2 separate regions of the Homo sapiens genome follow, and region 2 is linked to region 1. A link is an interaction called in ENCODE POLR2A ChIA-PET data of the cell type or tissue named here. Cell type or tissue: MCF 10A. All regions are shown on one strand. Links, peaks and the distances in the headings refer to the core of each region. The heading gives the core; the rest is flanking DNA.

Evidence for each region. Peaks named below come from ENCODE experiments on the same cell type or tissue, not always from the same donor. Only the 100,000 strongest peaks of a DNase experiment are listed, where the experiment ranks them.
Region 2: POLR2A ChIA-PET joins it to region 1 with 6 read pairs; 1 of 35 experiments calls an interaction of 5 or more read pairs at or near these places.

The regions. Positions count from the first base shown.
Region 1 is chr13:20,416,936-20,422,313 of GRCh38, reverse strand. The region is part of intron 5 of CRYL1 (crystallin lambda 1); the gene reads left to right. Among named protein-coding and RNA genes, the nearest start is that of MIR4499, 14 kb to the left of the region's middle. RefSeq lists an enhancer at 2,088-3,287. In MCF 10A, for the core only: no CTCF peak of the experiment used is centred there; a DNase peak (open chromatin) is centred at 2,273.
Region 2 is chr13:20,330,183-20,335,560 of GRCh38, reverse strand. No RefSeq gene overlaps it. Among named protein-coding and RNA genes, the nearest start is that of GJB6, 100 kb to the right of the region's middle. In MCF 10A, for the core only: no CTCF peak of the experiment used is centred there; a DNase peak (open chromatin) is centred at 3,100.

The DNA of each region.
Region 1 (5,378 bases), core at 184-5,183:
ATCTCGGCTCATGGCAATCTCCATCTCCCAGGTTCAAAGGCTTCTCCTGCCTCAGCCTCCCAAGTGGGTGGGACTACAGGCGCATGCCACCATGCCTGGCTAATTTTTTGTATTTTTAGTAGAGATGGGGTTTCTCCATGTTGGCCAAGCTGGTCTTGAACTCCTGACCTCAAATGATCGGCCTGCCTTGGCCTCCCAAAGTGCTAGGATTACAGGTGTGAGCCACCGCGCCTGGCCTTAATTAGGATTTTTTTTCTAGCAGCAATTTTCCATAAGAAGTAGACTATTTTTATACCATTATTTATTATTTTGTGGGTGGCCATTTTCTGAGTAGTCATATTGGTGAGCAACAAAACCCTATTGAAAAGAGAGATACTGCTGATTTATGAATTTAGAGATACCTGTATCCCCATTAATAAGCAAATAAATAACATCAACCACATACTCATTAAAAATCCCCAAAATGCTGCAAAGCTTCTATGTTAGTATTCTAACTCTAAAAATAAATAAATAAATAAATAAATAAATGAAAATGCTGTTACTATAACACCTTCTAGCAATCATTACCAATAGGTGCTTGAGCAGTGAATATAAATGATGGATTTCAGCTCCCTCAGTTTGAAGTTGGGAAGTTAACAGGCCAGGGGTAAGGGTCCCCAGAAGTAGAGGATGGGGGTAAGGAGCCCCCAAGAGAAAAGGCAAAGAGAAGAGAGGTGGGAGGTGACAAATGACACTGCATCCCTCTTCCCTTGTGGGAGCCAGCCTTTGTGCCTTCCATCAGCTGCAGGTAGAAGCCAGGTGAGAGGCCACTGGAGCCCTATGGGCCATCAAGGCAGGAAGCATCTCTGGGTAAAGATGTGGGGAGTAGGCAGATATGGGGCTTGTGCTCCATGGCTGTTTTTGGAGTCAGGGCTTACACTCTTTGGTTCAAAACTTATTGTAGTAAACTGTATTCCCAGAGGACCCCTCAATTAAAGTATCACTACCCTCATAGAATGGAAGTGAATGTATTCACATTCATACACAATGATGGATTCTTTTTGCTGTTGTATTTGTTGTAAAAGTCGAGGCTTTCCCTTTCTTTCAAACTCTATAATACTGTTGTTTTTCCCCCTAAAAGCATCATTATACACACAGTGTTCTAAGAAAAAGTGCACCAGGGAATTAGCACTGGGGCCTGAAGTACTCTGGAATGTCCCTTTTATTAGGGCAAAGTCTTTCCTCTCTTTCCTTTCCATTTTTTTTTTTGTTTGTTTGTTTCTATTTAAAAGCTCTATTTTAGGCTGGGCGCAGTGGCTCACGCCTGTAATCCCAGGATTTTGGGAGGCCAAGGCGGACGGATCATGAGGTCAGGAGATCGAGACCATCCTGGCTAACACAATGAAATCCTGTTTCTACTAAAAATACAAAAAATTAGCCAGGCGTGGTGGCGGGCCTGTAGTCCCAGCTATTTGGGAGGCTGAGGCAGGAGAATCGCTTGAACCCAGGAGGCGGAGGTCGCAGTGAGTTGCGATCACGCCACTGCACTCCAGCCTGGGCGACAGAGTGAGACTCTGTCTCAAAACACACACACACACACACACACACACACACACACACACACACACACACAACCTCTATTTTAAAGAAAAGTCAAAGGGAAAAACTCCACCTGTGTTTGCTCTACCCTAAGTCAATTGCTTTCATTTTCCTTTGTTCCTGTCTAGTCTCTATTATGAACATGCTACTCAAGTTTTTATTCATTCTTAATGGCTTTATGATATTTCATTTAGCTGGTCTTTTTTTTTTTTCTTTTAAATCCAATCTTTCCCTTACTGCGGGATGTTTTAAGGTCAGGCCTCAGTGAGCCTCTATGCACATATGGTTTCTTCTTCTGGAGTCTTTTCTGGAATAATTCTGGGAGTGGGCTCAGCCTGCGGGAGAGTAACATTTTTATAACTTGATAGATGTAGCTGAGATGCCTCCCAGAGGGGAGACCCGCCTCTCCTCCGGCAGCTGTGCACGTAGGCTTGTTCCCAGCAGCCTGGCCAGGGTGGTCCACCTGGTGTTTCTCATCTTCTTTCCCCGGAGCGCTGACTCCTGCGCGTCCTCTTGGAAGACTCTTGACAGGACGGGTGTTTTATGGGTGTGATTCAGTGTCCTCTTGCATCAGTTCAATGTGGTGGTGTTCAATCAACCCTTGTAGCGTTAGCAAAATTTGCTCAAGTCATTCCGCAGGAATGTCTGTGTCTTGCTTCCAAGAAAGCTTGTAAGTGCCGGCAACAGGCCAAGCAGCTCACAAACCTGACCACAAGCCTGTGAGTAATTGTGGGGCAGCACTTAGCAGTCTTTTATTTTCGACTTATTAAAGTCTCATCTTGGCCTCACCTTCTCCCTGGAAGGTGGCGTGGGTGGGAACCACTGGGTCAGATCTTTTTCACCCTTGCCGTGGAGCCAGTTTCCTGTTGCATGTGGGGGAAGCAACATGTGGTGAAGAGTATAGAAAACGAAAACATGTGGGTACAGTATGTATAAGTGGAGGGAACAAACTCATAATTCCAACTAGTTTCTCATGAGAGACTCATGAATCATTGTGGTAGTTCTCAATATAAACTTAATCTAGGCCGGATGTGGTGGCTCACACCTGTAATCTCAGCACTCTGGGTGGATCACTTGAGGTCAGGAGTTTGAGACCAGTCTGACCAACATGGAGAAACCCCATCGCTACTAAAAATACAAAATTATCCAGATGTGGTGGCTCACACCTGTAATCCCAGCACTTTGGGAGGCTGAGGCGGGTGGATCACTTGAGGTCAGGAGTTTGAGACCAGCCTGACCAACATGGAGAAACTGTGTCTCTACTAAAAATACAAAATTAGCTGGGCGTGGTGACGCATGCCTGTAATCCCAGCTATTTGGAGGCCGAAGCAGGAGAATCGCTTGAACCTGGGAGGCAGAGGTTGCAGTGAGCCGAGATCCTGCCATTGCACTCCAGCCTGGACAACAAGAGCAAAACTCCATTTCAAAATAATAATAATAATAATAAACTTAATCTCTAACTCTGTTACTCCCTGTAGCATTTGCAAGGACCCTAGGGCTGGATGTTTCTCAGAGGGATAGTCTAGTACCCTAGCTCATGCTCGAGTTACTTCTGTGCAAGTGACTGTTCTTGTCTGGGTCTGTCCTTGAACATCTCTGGAGATGAGAAAATCACCGAGATTTAACTTTGTTCCATCCTTTCTTTCACTAGAGATTGAGATGGACGTGCTGGTGTAATCCTTTCTTCTTGGCCGCTGCCCTGGGGTGATCCACACAAGCCCAGTGCTTTCTTCATGTCGCCCTCGTAGGGCTGAAGGTGGCAGAGTACTCTACTTCTCGCTGTTGCGTTTCTTTATTTGACACTCACCTAAGATAAAACCTTTTGTGACTCCTGACTCTTAATTTTTCTCCTGTTTCTCAGTTGACAGTGGACTTATGCCCAAACTCTAGCTGAGGAGTGGAAGAACTTGAATAGAACCTCATCCAAATTCCTGGGTAGCAAGTCTGTGTTCCTGCTGGTGATAGTAGTAGTAAAGTTATTGTAGTGTTTGCACAAGAAAAATGTGAAAATTCAGGACCAAGTTTGGGGGAAAAGTAGAGCAAAACAAAATAGAAGATCAAAAGCTGGGAATTAGTAAAAAAGAAGTGGATGAGGAAGAATGGTATGAAGAAAAATGAGAAAAGCAAATGAAAATGAGGCCATGCAAAAAATACATGAATCAGAAAATTAAATCTAGGAATGGGATGATTATAGAGAAGGAAAGATGGTTCGGTGTAGCTGGTGATCAGTAGAGGAGATAGTCACGGAGGAGGATTTATCCATCAAATATCGTGTGCCTCCACCACACAAGTTTCTCTCCTGCCTTCCTCTTCTTCTGGGACTGTCCGAAGGACCAGAGTAAGTACCACAGCATCTGTTAACCCTTTGCTATTGTTAATTGTTAGATGTGTCTTGCTTCCTCTTCTCCCCATCCCCACCCCACAAACAAACAGAAGTGCTTGATCCAAGATCCCTGAGGGTATCTGTCCCCTGAGAGGGTCAGCTCGGCCAGGCTAGAGCGTCCAGTCACTCAGTCAAACTCAGTCTAGATGTTGCTGGGAAGGTATTTGGTACATAGTTGACTTTAAGTAAATGAGATTATTCTCCATAGTCTGGGTGGGCTAAATCCAGTCCATTGAAAGGCCTTGCAAGCAGAACTGAGATCTCCCTGAGGAAGGAGAAATTCCACCTGCAGACTGTGGGGTAGTTCCTGCCTGGAGTTGCCGGCCTGCCCTCCTGATGGCCTGTCCATGGCTTTCTGACTTGCCAGGCCCACAGTCACATGAGCCAATTCCTTGAAATAAATCTCTTGATGTATGTGTGTATGTGTGTGAATCTTACTGGCTTTGTCTGGTAGAACCCTGAGTGATACATCCCTAAACCTTTCATTCGACTTAACATTTGTTTCATAGCAGTTGGGTACGTTATTAACTATCTTGCATTTTCTCCTACTTCACGGATGTCTTGTGGCTCCTCTCAGCCTGGGCATTTTCTCCTACCAAATCAGGTGCAAAATATGTGCCCCAGCTATGCATGTGTTACTCCACTGTGGAAAAATCTCAGGTTTTAACTAAGGAAGCAGAAGCAAGGAGTTTTTCAATAAAAGGGGTTCCTTAACACTGTCTGGGATCTCTTTGCCCAATGATTTTCAGGACGCGAAACCATGTTTTGAACTAACAGTGATTGTAGTATTCATTGCTTTGTATGATTTTTAAATAATCTTTTCTTTGTATGTGTGACTTGAGAATTTTACCTTAAAATGGAGTAAGTACTGATTGCTAAACTGATCAATGTTAACAGAACCACAGAAGGGCTGGACTCAGGTAGGGTTCCCATCTCCGCACAGCTGTGTTGCCCGTCACCTATTATAAGGAATCGCTTGTCAGTTCCCTGTTTCAACACAAGCACTTGTTTCTGCCTGTCATGCTGCTGCGATTATTTATCAATGACAAATGATTATTTGTCATTGTTATGATAATATTAGGCCACAGATGTCACAAGGCTTTGGGTGGAATTAAGCTCAGTGGCAAAATTAAGCAACCTGAGCTTCAAAACATCCTAAATGGAAAAGCTTTAGTTCAGCACCAAGTGCAGCAGGGAGAAACTCAAACGTTTGCCTTGGGGACATGATATCCTAGTTGTGGAGCTTCTCAACTGAATGCCTTGTGGTCCTTTTCTTTCTCTATATTTAGCTTCTTGGTAAAAACTCAAGCTTTGAGAAATCCATTTCAGAAATTCAAATGGGCAGAAAGAAGCAGTGAGGAAGGGAAAGTATCAAAACGTTTTTCCCTTTCTAACTTGTTCTACTGGTGAATAGTGA
Region 2 (5,378 bases), core at 329-5,328, 87 kb after region 1:
TTGTGATCTGCCCGCCTCGGCCTCCCAAAGTGCTGGGATTACAGGGGTGAGCCACCTAGCCTGGCCGATTACATTTTTATGGAAGTGTTTCTAAGTGCCTTCTATTTTTATGCACAGGGAGCTGTCTGAGACCATGTTCACCTAATGGTAACAATAGCAATTTCTGAGTGTGGAATTGGTGTGATTAAAAACTGTTACCTTTCTACTTACTACATTTTTTTGTACTTGATATTATTATACATATATCACTTTTATAAAAAGCAATGTAGTGATTTTTCTTACAAAAAAAAAAAAAAAAACCTGGAAGCCAAATATGCCAAGATGTTAATAGTGGTTAAATCTGGTGGGAATATGGAATATTAGGGGCTTTATCTTTTTTCCTTTATCATTAAAAAAGGAGTTTTAAGAAGATTCTAGTAGAGTTCATAGCTGCTCTAAAACAGTTAAAATCTCCTGACTTTGACAAATTTCAGCCTGAGGAGTCACAGGCTGGAATATCTAGTTGAGATAACTGAACCGATATGAATTTTTGAAGAAAGGTCACAGAAAATAAGAAAGGGCTGAAAAGGCCAGATTTTGAAAAACATGGATCTAATTTTCAAAGAGGGAGAAAAAGGACTTTTTAAGCCATACTCTACATACTCTATGAGTTGACATTCATCCTGGAAAGATTCTGTAATGGATTTTTAATGAGATGTTTTGCAAATACACTTTAAATTAAAAAAAAAGTCATGCCGATCTAAACCAGTTTTTACTTTTGATAGGCTTGCTAGAAAAATCAGAGAAATGTGTAGATGCTCTTCATCGGGACTTCAACCTGGTGCCCTTGAGCACCATGCAGGCCAGGGAATAATGCAGACAGGGGGGTTAATGACTGCCTAAAAAGACCGTGTTCACAGGACCATGGGTAGAGGGCTGTTGTCATTAGGAAGGGGACTGGATTGGTGCCCTCTGAGGCCCTCAGCTCGTTCCTGTTCAGTTTGGGCAACAGTGGTGGCAGTGGGAGGTGGGCGTGTGGGACAGTAGGGGTAAGAGCCTGGGATGTTGCAGGCACCAGGATAGTCACTGTAGGCACGTTGTTTACTCGCTCATTGTGATGAAGCTACACAGAGGGTGTTGTGCTCCTTTGTTACAGATTAGAAAATGGCAGCGAGTTGCAGGTCAAAAAAGAGATGAAGGTGAGATCAGGATGTCAACACAGGAAGGCAGAATGTGCCCTCAGCAGGCCCCACAGGGGTGAGTGTGGAGACCCCTGTCCCTGTTCCAGAGTGGTGTGAGTCAGGGGTATGTGTGCAGTTAAACATACGAGATGCAGTGTGTGTACCGGGCGCCAGTTATTGTGTCCACTGGGGGACGTTCCTTTCCAGTGACCAGATGCTCACGACTCCCATCAGCACTCCTGAGAGGTCAGTGTGTTGCTCCGTTCTGACGCCTGGCTGATTGGTGGCCCCTGTATGGCAGATGCACCTGACAATGAGAACTCAAGCATACCCTGAGAATGACTCCATGGTCTAAGAAGAGTGTCTGTTCAGAGTTCTCAGCTAAGCAGTCCAGGAGTGGCCAACTAGGAGGTCCATTTCTTACCTATGAGGAACATCTGAGCCCCTGGCCCATCCTGTGGCAGGTTGCTGGGGGAGGGTGCTAAGTGAAAATGCTACATGAACTGCATGCCTTTTATGAGAGGTAATGGTTCCCCTGTCAAGCCTGCTGCCACTGGACCATCCCTGAATGTAAGTTCCCCCAGTAAACACTGTGTCTCATTTGCTGGCTCTGGGTCTCTTCTTGGGCCTCTTGAACATGGTGCTATCCTTATTGAAGTCAATAGGAGCCTAGTATGACAGCTCCTATTAGGGTGAGGGCTATTTTATTCAGGCCACAGTGAGGCCTGTTCCAGAAGGTTCTGTTGTCTAGGATACAGTGTTTCTCTCCCTAAAATAGATAGCTTCTGGCTTCCTTTTTCTGTGGTCTGCACTGAACCATCTGTTCCAGGCACACATTCACTCTCTGCACAGGTTACTCTCAAGTTGCTTAGGTTTTGCTTCCTAAATTACAATCCCACTGTAGCGCCTCCTTCAGACTCCTGGGGCCAACCCCAGGGGGTGTGTGTTTCCTCTCATTTAGCTCTTCAAGAACAGCTTACATCTAAACAACACTCCATGTATTACAAGAAGGTCGCAGGGTTCGGTACCATGGTTGCCCAAGGTTGCACAGCTCGTAAGTGTCACACCCAGAATTTGAATCCAAGTTAATATGACCTTAAACTATGTTCTTTCCTCTAGGTAATGCTGCATAGACAACAGAGCCGAAAGTGTGGAAGATATACTGAGTACCAAAACTGAATTTTAGAAAATACAAAGATAAATTAGAACATTGTGCTCAGTCTATCAGGATGCAATTTATTAAAGACAAAATGTAAGTTCTTAGGTTTAAGTTCACAAAACAAGCTGTGCAAGTATGGAGCACAGCATGTCAGAGGAAAACCTTTCATTTGTTTTCAGTAAACTCCATTTGAATCAAGACAATGACTGTGCCCCACACTGTCTCCCCCTGACCTCTGTGTGTTCAGGCAGACAGGATGATGGAGGGACTGGCTCTTTCTGATGTCTGAGGAATCTTGGAAGTCCTGGGAACATTTAGCCTGGAGAAGAGGAGAATTCACAGAATGCTGGCTGCTGTCACAAGTCTGAAGAGCTGTCAGCAAGAGGAGGGACTGACATCAGGACCCGCAGAGGAAGAGACCTGCTTCCACCCAGTCTAACAAACAACCTCCTGGAGAAACAACCACGCAGGTGGTCAGGAGCGCAGGCTCCAAAGTGAGACAGACCTGGGCTTAAATGCCCCCTCCACCTCCTAACCTCTGAATATGAGTCCCTCCTGCGTGTGAAAGATGAGGATGCAGCAGCTCCCTCAGAATTCCCAAAGCATTCGATGAGAGGTGCACTACAGGGGCTCAGAAATGCCAGACAAAGTCAGTGCTAGACTGTCAGCTGCTGTGAGATTATGATCTCTCTTCGGCAGAGCTGCCCAGGAAGCAGTGCCTGTTTCCAGAAGAGCCTTCCAAAGTTGAGGCTCTCCATTTCCAGTTAAGCTAATTTAGGAAGATTGCACAAGTGGAAACACCACATGCGACTAACTGCATGATTAATAAGAACATGTTGACTTAAGTTCTTGATTGCCAAATGGATTTTTGCCTTATAAATATTTTTGAATGGATTATCACTGAAATCTTGGGGTTCAGTCAGAAGACTACTGTCTAAATTTTTTCTGTATTTCTTTTGGGGTCGTGATTTGATCCAGGGTGTGGCCAAATCTACATCGTTGAATAGTTCTACGAAGCTCCCCGGGTGTTACTGGGGATGTTGACTCAACATTTTCATGGTTTTCAGTTTTTATGGTCATTCGTGTAAAATGGGGCTCAAGTGTTTGTCTTTTCCACTTGAAAAACTCATCATTGGTTTGTGGTAACTAAGTCATTTATTCTTCATAGAATGATGCTGAGAAAGAAAAAACTGTGACAACAGTCATGGATATTAATGAATGAGCATGAACTTAGCCCATTTGCATTCTGAAGTATGGAGCGTGGGAGAAACAGTGACTTGCTGCTCCGCAGGGGACCGTTAGCTTACTCTCCGACGTGTTTTTGCTGTTGTTGTTTCTTTCTTCGTTTTTAACATTTTTTGGTTTAGTACTTTATAATGCATATTTTGAATTAAAAAATGAATTACAGAGTGGCTATGTCAGAAGAACTGAGGGTCTTTGGACTTTTTTTTTTTTTTAATAATTGCAGACTCAACTGTGAAATTGCTGCTTACATTTCCTTCAGAAATAATGAACTCCTGTGACAGTGACTTTGAATGTGTCTTTAACACACTTGACTTAATGAGATCCCTTTTCTGGAGGATATAAAATGTTCCCCAGAGATGTAATGTCACCACTAGGGGATAATCTAATGTCCTAAAAGGGCTAATTATTTCCCCTAAAACATTACAACAAACTCATTACTGTAAGGACAACCCTATGAACTCTTTAAAAGATGATGAAAATGACAGCACCGAGAAGGGAGATGGTCCTACTCTTTGGGGTAATAAACGACATTCAGAGTTAGAATCCTTTGACAATCAAATATTTTTTAAAACTTTTTTAAAATTATACTTTAAGTTCTAGGATACATGTGCAGAATGTGCAGGTTTGTTACATAGGTATACATGTGCCATGATGGTGTGCTGCACCCATCAACCCATCATCTCGGTTTTAAGCCCTGAATGCATTAGGTATTTCTTCTAATGCTGTCCCTCCCCTTGCTCCCCACCCCCTGACAAGCCCCAGTGTGTGATGTTCCCCTCCCTGGGTCCACGTATTCTCATTGTTCAACTCCCACTTATGAGTGAAAACATGCGGTGTTTGGTTTTCTGTTCCTGTGTTAGTTTGCTAAGAATGATGGTTGCCAGCTTCATCCGTGTCCCAGTAAAGGACATGAACTCATTCATTTTTATGGCTGCATAGTATTCCATGGTGTGTCTGTGCCACATTTTCTTTAACCAGTCTATCATTGATGGGCATTGGGTTGGTTCCAAGTCTTTGCTATTGTAAATAGTGCTGCAATAAGCAAGCATGTGCATGTGTCTTTATGGTAGAATTATTTATAATCATTTGGGTATATACCCAGTAATGGGATTGCTGGGTCAAATGGTATTTCTGGTTCTAGATCCTTGAGGAATCACCATAATGTTTCCACAATGGTTGAACTAATTTGCACTCCCACCAACAGTGTAAAAGCGTTCCTATTTCTCCACATCCTCTCCAGCATCTGTTGTTTCCTGACTTTTTAATGACTGCCATTCTAACTGCCGTGAGATGGTATCTTATTGTGGTTTTGATTTGTATTTCTCTGATGACCAGTGATGATGAGCTGCTTTTCATATGTTTGTTGGCCACATAAATGTCTTCTTTTGAGAAGTGTCTGTTCATATCCTTTGCCCAATTTTTGATGGGGTTGTTTGTTTTCTTCTTGTAAATTTGTTTAAGTTCCTTGTGGATTCTGGATATTAGCCCTTTGTCAGATGGATAGATTGCAAAAATTTTCTCCCATTCTGTAAGTTGCCTGTTCACTCTGATGATAGTTTCTTTGCTGTGCAGAAACTCATTAGTTTAATTAGATCCCATTTGTCAATTTTGGCTTTTGTTGCAATTGCTTTTGGTGTTTCAGTCTTGAGGTCTTTGCCCATGCCTATGTCCTGAATGGTATTGCCTAGGTTTTCTTCTAAGGCTTTTATGGTTTTAGGTCTTAAGTTTAAGTCTTTAATCCATCTTGAGTTAATTTTTGTATAAGGTGTAAGGAAGGGGTCCAGTTTCAGTTTTTGGCATATGGCTAGTCAGTT